Regions from separate parts of the Homo sapiens genome. Here region 1 is linked to region 2. A link is a loop called in an ENCODE intact Hi-C map of the cell type or tissue named here. Cell type or tissue: prostate gland. All regions are shown on one strand.

Region 1 (5,000 bases), 58 kb before region 2:
CCTTTAGGTCTTTATCAAATCATTATATTTAAGGGTGGGGAAAACTCCAGGATTTATATTTGCTTCAGGAGAACAAGTTACTTTCTTTTAAAATTTCACTGATTTCCCAGAATGAAACTTTTTTCAGAAGTCTCTATTACAAGATATTTGAGAGCCAAATTACTAAACTGGACTTTGAAAATGATTTTACAGAATCATAATACTAGAGCTAGAAGAGCCTATAAAGATTAAAGTCCAGCTGCCTTGTTTTAGAGATGGATAGACATTCATACATTTATTCATTTCTGAAACATTTCCTGGTGCCTAACATATAGCCCACACTATGCTAAGTACAGAGGATTCAACATTGGAGGAGACAAAATAAGTCAATAATGAAATCAATGGATGAATGCCACAATACGGACAGGATGAGGTGCCGTGAGATCACAGAGGAGGAGAATCTGAATAAGGAAACCAAGCCCAGGAGATAATGTGATTTGTGTAATTTACACAGTTACCTGGGGACATATTTTGGTCATGGCTCAGTAGAGAGATTCATGAGATACACTTTTATTTTTGATATTAGTGTTCTCTCATTTAGTAACTTGTACATTGCTATAACTTTCTCCTCTCCAGCTGACACTTGGATGATTCCAGGCATTTTATCTTCAGGATTCCCTAACATTTATAGATCTTCAGTGGCTTCTATTTTCTATTTTTTAAAATAAAATAAAGTAAAATCCTTACGTCTAGGTGTGATGGCTCACACCTGTAATCCCAGCACTATGGGAGGTCGAAATGGGAGGATCACCTGAGGTCAGGAGTTCAAGATCAGCCTGGCAAACATGGCAAAACCCCATCTCTACTAAAAATACAAAAATGAGCCAGTTGTGGTGGTCACGCACCTGTAGTCCCACCTACTCAGGAAGCCGAGGCAGGAGAATCGCTTGAACCCAGGAGGTGGAGGTTGCAGTGAACCAAGATCATACCACTTCACTCCAGCCTGGGTGACAGAGCAAGACTCTGTCTCAAAAAAATTTTTTTTAATTAAAAAAATAAAATCCTTAGCTTAGTCTTCAAGATTGTTTATAGTAATGGCGCCATCTTATTTTTGCAAGTCTTAGCTTTTGGATGTTCTATTTCAGCCACGCCGAAGTAATCACTATTTTCTGAACACATCTTGGCCACTCCCATCCCCATTCGTTTGCTCAGGTTCTTCCCCTAGCCTCTGTACTGGTGACTTGTCACCATCTTTCATGAGGCCTCGATCATTTTAGCCCTCCTCTGTATACTGTGGAGACAGAGTGGTGAGCTGCTTATTGATCTGCAGTACTAACAGCATGACTCTGACATGTTGGTAATAAGATCAGATATTAATAATACCCTCTGATGGTGCTATTGTGAAGATTAGGTAAGAAAAAGTTTGCAAAAACTTATAGGAGAACTGGATACAATGTCTTTTATTCTATTCCCTTCTAATTCCTTATGGAGTTTCTTTTATACCACCTATTACCTACTATCTCACTGCTGTTTATATATATTTTCTTTCTCAGGAACATTGCTAGGGAGCAAATGTAGGAATCATGTTTCTGTTTATCTATGAATCATCTATAATACGTAACATACTATCCTATATATAGCAGGCTTCAGTCAAGTTTTTGAAAGGGTAAATGAAGATTGGAAGAGCTGGATGGATGAATGGATGCATGACGCCATGAGGTTTAACTGTGGCAGCATTTGTACTTATGCCCACAAAGAAGTTAGCAACATTCCTACAGCAAACTTCCATGTAAAATAACTACCAGCAGTTCTTCCTTAAACATTCTCTTCTCTTTGAGAAGGAACGTCTTTGCACATCAACCTGATCAAGACTTTTTAAAGAGCAGAAAGGTCGTATCCTAACAAGACACTTTAAAAAGTGGCTTCATAGCCAGGCATTGTGGGTGGGGGCGCCTGTAATCCCAGCTACTCAGAAGGCTGAGGCAGGAGAATCACTTGAACCCAGAAGATGGAGGTTGCAGTGAGCCGAGATCGTGCCACTGCACTCCAGCCTGGGCGACAGAGTGAGACTCCGTCTCGAAAAAAAAAAAAAGAGCGGTTTCATACCACATTCTTGAGGCTGATTTCTTTTATTGCTCTACATGGTTTCCAAGGAGGGGCTTTCCGGAAGGTCGAGATGAGGCCTAGGGAGTGTGGCAGCAAGGGACAAGGTCAGCCCTTATGTGTTCTAGACAGAGTGCTTCATTTAATGTAACGACCTAGACAAAATCAGAGGCTTTACTGGCCTCCTTCAATTTGAGTCAGAAGGAATTGTCTCAAAGCTCACTTCTGCATAAAGACCTGATCTCAGCAGCCGGCCAAGTGTGTCTGGTCTTACTCTGCCTACAAACATTAGCAAACTGTGTATCCAATTCTGCCAACCACAGTAAAACCTCATTAAGTACACAGTGTCAACAGAGAAGCCTGCTTTTCAAAATAATGGACTATTTAGCTTCACAGCTGGGATTCATCTCACCCTACAAAGCGACATTCCCATCGTGGCTTTCCAAATGTAAGAAGCAAGTCCTCATGTTATAAAATTATATGTAAGAAAGAGATATAGACACTCTCCCACTCCTCAGGTTATGGTTGAAAATGCATTTGGTTGGAATAGTGCCTTGAACAAAATGGGCATTTCACAGATTTTTTTTAAGCTCAGTGGCAAGCACCATAGATATTTTTTGAATGCATATTGAATAAAGTTTGGTTCAAAAAGCTATTTTGAAGGATTTATTTTGTGACTAGCAATAACACTGTTCCTTTTCTCTCCAGAAAGCATTACACTACTTCTTAAAGGCAGCAAAGGCCGGGAGTGCAAATGCCATGGCATTTATAGGAAAGGTACATGCTTCATCTTGATTCATTGTTTTCATTTATTAAAAACCTAAGAAATTAAACTGGGCATAGCAGCGTGTGCCTGTTGTCCCAGCTACTTGGGAAGTTGAGGTGGAAAGATCATTGAGCACAGGCAACCAGCCTGGGCAACACGGCAAGACCCTCATCTCAAAATAATTAAAATTTAAATTTAAAAATTAAAAATCTAACAAATTAATGATACCAGCTCATTGAACCCATTGTAGAGGGACAGGGCAGCAGGCCTCTTTCACGGAAGCGGCTAAGTGGGACATCTGGCTGCAACCCGAGGGTGATATTCTTGAGGTGACAGTTTGGGAAGAAGCCCCATATAACAGCAGCCTTTATCTGGGGCACCAAAAGCAGCCTTAAAAGTGCACCTTGGCCGGGCACGGTGGCTCACGCCTGTAATCCCAGCACTTTGGGAGGCTGAGGCAGGTGGATTGTTTGAGGTCAGGAGTTCAAGACCAGCCTGGCCAACATGGTGAAACCCCCGTCTCTACTAAAACTACAAAAATTAGCTAGGTGTGGTGGCGGGTGCCTGTAATCCCAGCTACTTGGGAGGCTGAGGCAGGAGAATCACTTGAACCTGGGAGGCAGAGGGTGCAGTGAGCTGAGATCACGCCACTGCTCTCCAGCCTGGGCAACAGAGGGAGACTCCGTCTCCAAAAATAAAAAATAAAATAAAAATGTGCACCTGGCCCAGGGCTCCTCCTCTGAGCGTAGCTATGAGCCTATGACCACCCCACTCCCCAATATGTAAGAGGAGATCCAGGTTGGTTGAGCACTGGAGACCGGGACAGGTCTCAGCCCAATCAGGCCCTTCTCTGCTCTACTGCTGGAGTGTGAATCAGCTCCAGGCTGACCAGAGCTATCCTTATGCCACCTCTGATGAGAGGCCTCCTGTGGCTGCAGAGTAGCCTGGTGGAGGGTTCCTCTGGAAAGGCATGTTCTTCTGTCTCCTTCAAAGACTATTCACTCCCCTGTGTGCCACCCTTGGCTCCCTGCAGCCGATTTGCATTAGTAACCATAGGGACGAATGTCCTGCTTCCTAAGTGCAACATACAGTAAATGTAGATGCAAAAAAAAAAAAAAAAAAAAGAGAGAGAGAGAGAGAAAACACAAACAGGGTCCATTTCTTTGCCCTCAGGCAGGGTCACTCCAGAAGTCTGTAATAAATGGTACTCTTACTTTTTCTTGTTTTAAATTGAGGTAAAATGTAAATATGTAAATAACACAAAATTGACCACTTTATACAATTCAGTGGCATTTACAGTGGCATTTACTACATTCAATATGTTGTACCACTGTTACCTCTATTTCATTTTAAAATATTTGCATTACTCTCAAATTATTTTGTTTTTTCTATCCTCTTTTCATTTTTCTTCCTAGATGTATTTAGAGGGGAATGCTGCCGTGCCGCAAAATAACGCTACTGCCTTCAAGTACTTTTCCATGGCAGCCAGTAAGGTATGTCCTCAATGCACTGTTGTAAACACATACACACAAATTGCTTTTATTACACGCAGACTGGTGCCAAAGAATTGACTTCGAAGTCCCAAGCCCAGATAATGGGCCTGTAAGGAGTTTTGTGTCCTGGAGAAGTATAATACTGGTGATGGGAGTAAGGGAAGCTACAACTTGCCTTCTTGGAAAATGAAAAATGGCAGTGGCTTGTGCTGCCCTAGCAGAGGCCAGGAGGAGGCCAGACAGAAGTTCAGCCAGACAGAAGTTCAGCTTTCCCCTCTCCCTTATGCAGTAGATGAGGCCATCTAGCTTAGGAACAGGAAACAAAAGAGATGAGGACAGAGGAAGGGAAAATCCAATCAATAGCTGCAGGAAGTTCAAGACAAAGACATCCTAGGAATGTCCAGTTTTCTCCAGTCTCATCTCATCCAAAGGCCAGAGCTCCCTCTGGCCCAGGCGGGAGCTTGTCAGGGAGGAGGCCAGGGCAAGGCGACTGAGAATAGGGATCTGGAGACAGAATCCCTGGCTTGAATGGCAGCCCTAAAACTGACTAGCTGTGTGAACAAGGGCAAGTTACTTAGCCTCTCTGTGCCTCAATTTCCCCATCTGTAAAATGGGAATTTAAGAATATTTGCCTGCCAGGCACAGTGGCTCACGCTTGT
Region 2 (5,000 bases):
TTAAATCTTATCCTCAGGGGAAGTCAAAGTCTACTTTGAAGGGAAAAGAAGTCCCCAAGGTCAACAGAGTCTGAGAAACTGTAAAGATGGGAGGGCTTCCTGTCCACTTTGCCTTGGGACCCAGGTTCTGGGGTCAGGCTGAAAAGCTCCTCTGAGATCATCCTGTCCAATGGCTCGCAACCATTTCCCACCTCTAACATGAGCTCCCTCTGGCTGTGACTCTCAACCAAGGAGAGAAAGGTGGAAGTGTTTGAAAAAGCCCTTCAGGAACGTGAAAGGCAGGCTGGTAGCCTCCTTTGAGACTCACCAATTAGCAAACCTGTAATTTTACAGATGAAGATATTGAGGTCAGAGAGATGGAGTCTGCCCCAGCATTAGGAACAAACAGGACCAGCACTAAACCCAGACCACCTGACTCCCAGTCCCCGACCTTTCTTTGACTTCCATAGTTTTTTATGGCAGACTGGCAAGTCTTTCTTTGGAATTCTCCTCTTCCCAATCTCCCACTCACAATCTGAGCACAAACACTCTGAGCACAAAAACAGTACACCTGGTAAGTGTTCCTGATATTCTACCACCAGACCTGTTCTGACAGAACTAGCAACGGGCATCCTGGCCAAACGTGTGATTCCTGAATGAAGAGTCTAGACACTGGCCGGGTTACAATGGCCACTTTCAAAGTGCAGGCAATTTACTTTTGCCTGGTTTTAGCAGTGACTAACAATGTACGATCAAGTCTGGCTTTAAAGAGTCCTTGTTATTTCCACATCCTTGTACTCATTTGTGAGCCTGGTAACAAGTATGCAGTGTCAACAGTCCATCCTAATGAGCTGTCGCAACTCAACAGCTACGGCAGAAGGGAACTGGCTGAAGAATCTGTGTGCAGTTATGTAGCTCACTGAATTCTCATGGTCTTCCCAAATTCTCTGATTTCATTTGGAAATTAGCCCATCGAGGCTTCCAAAAAATTTATCCTAATATTCCCAGGAAAGAAAATTTGAGGCCTACTAAACTTAATGTGGGAAGTTAGTTCCATTTCAAGATATCATGGAATCAAACCTCCAGGCAAGAGCATTTCAGGTCTGGTGTTCTCTGAGAACAAAAGTAATACAGTTTATGTTAACTTTACCTAATTGTAAATAAGGGGGCTATGTTTTATGCTGAAAATAACAACTCAGAATACCTTGCCCACCCTAATACACCTCCTGAAGACAGTGTATCGCGTATCAGTTATCTATTGCTGTGTAACAAATTACTCTAAAACACAGTTGCTTAAACCACAAACATTTATCATCTCAGTTTCTGTAGATAAGATATTTGAGAGTGGCTTAGCTAGGTGGTTCTAGCTCAGGGTCTCTCATGAGGTTGTGGTCAATGCATTGGCTGGGACCACAGTCATCTGAAGTTTGGGCCTGGAGAATTGCTTCCAAGATGGCTCCCTCACATGGCTTTTGGCTGGAGGCCTCTGCTCCTCACTTCTAGGTCTTCTCCATGGAGTTGAGTGGCCTTACAATATGGCTGCTGGCTTTCCCTAGAGTGAAGGATCCAAGAGAGAGTAAGGAGGATGCAATGCCTTTTATTACCTAGTCTCAGAAGTGACACACCATCTATTTGTTGGAAGGGAATCACTAAACTCAGCCTGTACTTAGAGGGGAATGAAGTGTCCCGTCTTAAAGAGAAGCATATCAAAAATTTGTGGATAGATTTTAAAACCACCACAGATGGCAAAGCATTATTTTCTTATTTGTTAACAGTAACTTATCAGTGTTCACCCCACCTTCTAGTATTTTCAAATTGATGTTTTTTAAACCAGCATGGTAAAATAACTGTCATGTATGTATTCAGGTAGAGAATTAAAATATACCAATATCTGAAAAGGCAAGTCTGCTTATGATAAATTTCCTGAAGATTAATTTCACATCATTAACCACAACCCCTCCCCAAAAAAGCTCAAAATATTTCTTAAGCAAGAGAGGCTAATGGTAACTTACAAAGGAACAGAATAATAATCACTGCATCAACTATCTTTCTTTTTTCCAAATATCTACTAATATTCACTTCTTTCCTTCACAGAAGCCAATCCACGGTAAAATACTTTTATTCCACTCCTACTTAAGGAATACATAATCAATACAAAAATTGTACTTTTTTTTTTTCTTTTTTGAGACGAGGGTCTTGCTGTTGCCCAGGCTAGAGTGCAGTGGTGCGACAGCTTGCTGCAGCCTTGACCTCCTGGGCTCGATCAATACTCCCACCTCAGCCTTCTGAGTAGCTGGGACCACAGGCTTGTGCCACCATGCCTGGCTAATTTTTTTTTTATTTGTAGAGACAGGGTTTCATCACGTTGCCCAAGCTGGTCTCAAACTCCTGGGCTCAAGCAATCCTCCCGTCTCAGCTTCCCAAAGTGTTGAGATCACAGGTGTGAGCCACTGCAGCCGGCCAAAAAACTGTACATGTCTTTAATGCAGGTCATACTGTAATTGCTTCCACCTAGTGGATGAAAATGGTACTAAAAGAGTTTGAAAAAATATATAAACTTCCCTCACAGGTACTTCATGACTCACACACTTCTGTAACTTTTTACAATCATATCACATACTTGATGTATATAGGTAGCTTACATCTCAATAAATCCTACAAATTCTTCCTATAAAGCAAAAATTCTTTTGTAGGTATACATTTTCATATTTACCTTTGGAATTCTCCAGGCCAACCTGGAATATTGCTAAGAACCAGGAAATAAGCCAAACAGTCTCCTGGCAGCCAACAGGTGTCACGGTGTGCACATACTAGAGCCCTGTCAGACTGACAACTATAAAAGCAGAGACTAGTTGGATGCCTGGCACATGAAACTCAATGAAGATCTGTTAAAGGAACCAATAAAGCTCATGAATTTTATTCCAAAGGAGTCTTTCTCCCAGAACCTAGTTCCTCTTTCCTACCTTAATACAAAAGTCCTAGAAATCTTTCAGTATGAATTCTAATCTTATAGCTAAACAGAGAAGAAATGACTCAAGAAAGTTCATTTTGGTCAAGGTGTTGAGATTGACAACTGACAGCAAGTAAGAAAAGTGCTGGAAAAGACACAAAACCAACCACAGCATTCTTGGGACCAGTCTGGGAAGAAGCAATACAGACAACTTGAGTTTATGATATTATCTGTGGGGTTATCAAGAAATGGTTATTGGCCAGGCCTGGTGGCTCACACCTGTAATCTCAGCACTTTGGGAAGCCAAGGTGGGCAGATCACAAGGTCAAGAGATTGAGACCATCCTGGCCAACATGGTGAAACCCCATCTCTATTAAAAATACAAAAATTAGCCAGCGTGGTGGCACGCGCCTGTAATCCCAGCTACTTGGGAAGCTGAGGCAGGAAGAATCACTTGAACCCAGGAAGCGGAGGCAGCAGTGAGCCGAGATTGCGCCACTGTACTCCAGCCTGGAGACAGAGCGAGACTCCGTCTCAAAAAATAAAATAAAATAAAAAATAAAAAAATAAACCAACAAAAAAGATGATTATTTATCATATACCATTTAAGAATGTAACATTTATGAAAAATTTTTGATAAAGACCTTTTAAAAGTTTCATTGCTTAAAAGGATGAGCTCTTAATCATTTGGAAAATGTGGTTATTCAGAAAAATTAGTTTCCTGAGGGCTCCAAACAATAAAAGCTTAATAGCACACTTCCAGCAGATTTAACTACAAAAATAATTTCACTAGTGTTATACACACTAAAATAAGTGTTTTCACTACAATCACTCACATTAAACAATAAGGGTCCTCAATTAGCTGTGTTTGATTTACTTAATTTTTTTAAACAAATGGAGCTTTTTTTGGGATAGCCAGAGTAGAGTAATCCTTAGCTCCACCCCACCATCCACATATAATTCCGTTGACATTAAATAAGCAAAAGTAATATTCTTGCTTGGAAAATTCAAATTTTACAGGAAGTTTAAAAAGTGAAAAGTACAAGTCTCCCTCCTAGTTTCTATACCCCTGACAGACATTCAAACAGAATGACACAGACACACCCAGTTCCTCAGTCCCCTTCCTCAGCAACAGCCACTTAACACTGAGATGTGTTCTTCAAAAACAAGTATTAGTGCACAAAAACACATGTCCTTTTGGAAATATAGACCCCTGGAATTTACCCATTCCTCCATCATCAGTTTGCACTTTAAAACACAGGGTTTTTGGTGGATTTTTCTTTAGATGAGGTCTCCTCTTTTGCCCAGGTTGGAGTGCCGTGGCACAGACAGCTCACTGCAGCCTTGAACTCCTGCCTGCCTCAGCCTCCCAAGTAGCTGGGACTACAGGCATGCGCCATTGCACCTGGCTAGCGCAGTTTGTTTTTTGTTGTTGTTCTCTCTCTTCAAGTTCTGAAAATTAAGCTAAAAAAAAAAAAAACCCCAAAAAACAAAACGCCAAATTCTACTTCACAGGTTTACTTTGTGTTAAAACAAAAAAGCTACCAAGCGTATCCCAGTTTCAAATATCGATGATTTTTCAAACTGAAGGGAACAATAATTTCTTTTTCTCCTACAAATCTTGGTTTTTAACTATAACTTAGTCTTTCAAAGGGCAAGTTTGTTATATAATTAGTTCAAAATGTAACTGAATATCTACTATGTGGAAAGTCCCATGTGCTACGTACAGGCTAACACACAGCCCCCACCCATGGACAGCTTGTTGCTAATACAGTAAAGGAGGGAAGGAAGGCAGAAGAGAGACTGAGAGGAGACAGAAGGAAATGCTATTATAGATCACTGAAGGCTGAAGATGAGGCTAGGGCAGTGCCCAGGTTAAATGGAAAAGACAGCGAACAGCTAACTGGAAACAAAACACTTAGCGCTCACTCCTGCTTGCTTCTCAGCCTTCTCCCTGCTTCCTCTATGTTCTTCTCACCTATCCTAAGCTGTCTGAGCTTGATTATCTCCAAATGATTTTGAACCCTCCTCGACAACAACAGGACTGTGAACTTGGATTAGGATAATAGTG

Evidence for each region. Peaks named below come from ENCODE experiments on the same cell type or tissue, not always from the same donor. Only the 100,000 strongest peaks of a DNase experiment are listed, where the experiment ranks them.
Region 1: a loop joins it to region 2, with 3.0 times the contacts of the local background. A loop is called at or near these places in 6 of 110 quality-filtered maps.

Annotation. Positions count from the first base shown.
Region 1 is chr20:13,875,379-13,880,378 of GRCh38, reverse strand. SEL1L2 (SEL1L2 adaptor subunit of SYVN1 ubiquitin ligase) reads left to right here. Exons shown (of 20, transcript NM_025229.2): 11 at 2,791-2,859; 12 at 4,264-4,341. Among named protein-coding and RNA genes, the nearest start is that of NDUFAF5, 93 kb to the right of the region's middle. In prostate gland, no CTCF peak of the experiment used is centred here; a DNase peak (open chromatin) is centred at 2,338.
Region 2 is chr20:13,817,853-13,822,852 of GRCh38, reverse strand. It overlaps NDUFAF5 (NADH:ubiquinone oxidoreductase complex assembly factor 5), which reads right to left. Exons shown (of 11, transcript NM_024120.5): 11 at 1,273-5,000. Among named protein-coding and RNA genes, the nearest start is that of NDUFAF5, 35 kb to the right of the region's middle. In prostate gland, a CTCF peak has its summit at 2,499 (motif pointing left); DNase peaks (open chromatin) are centred at 2,412 and 2,765.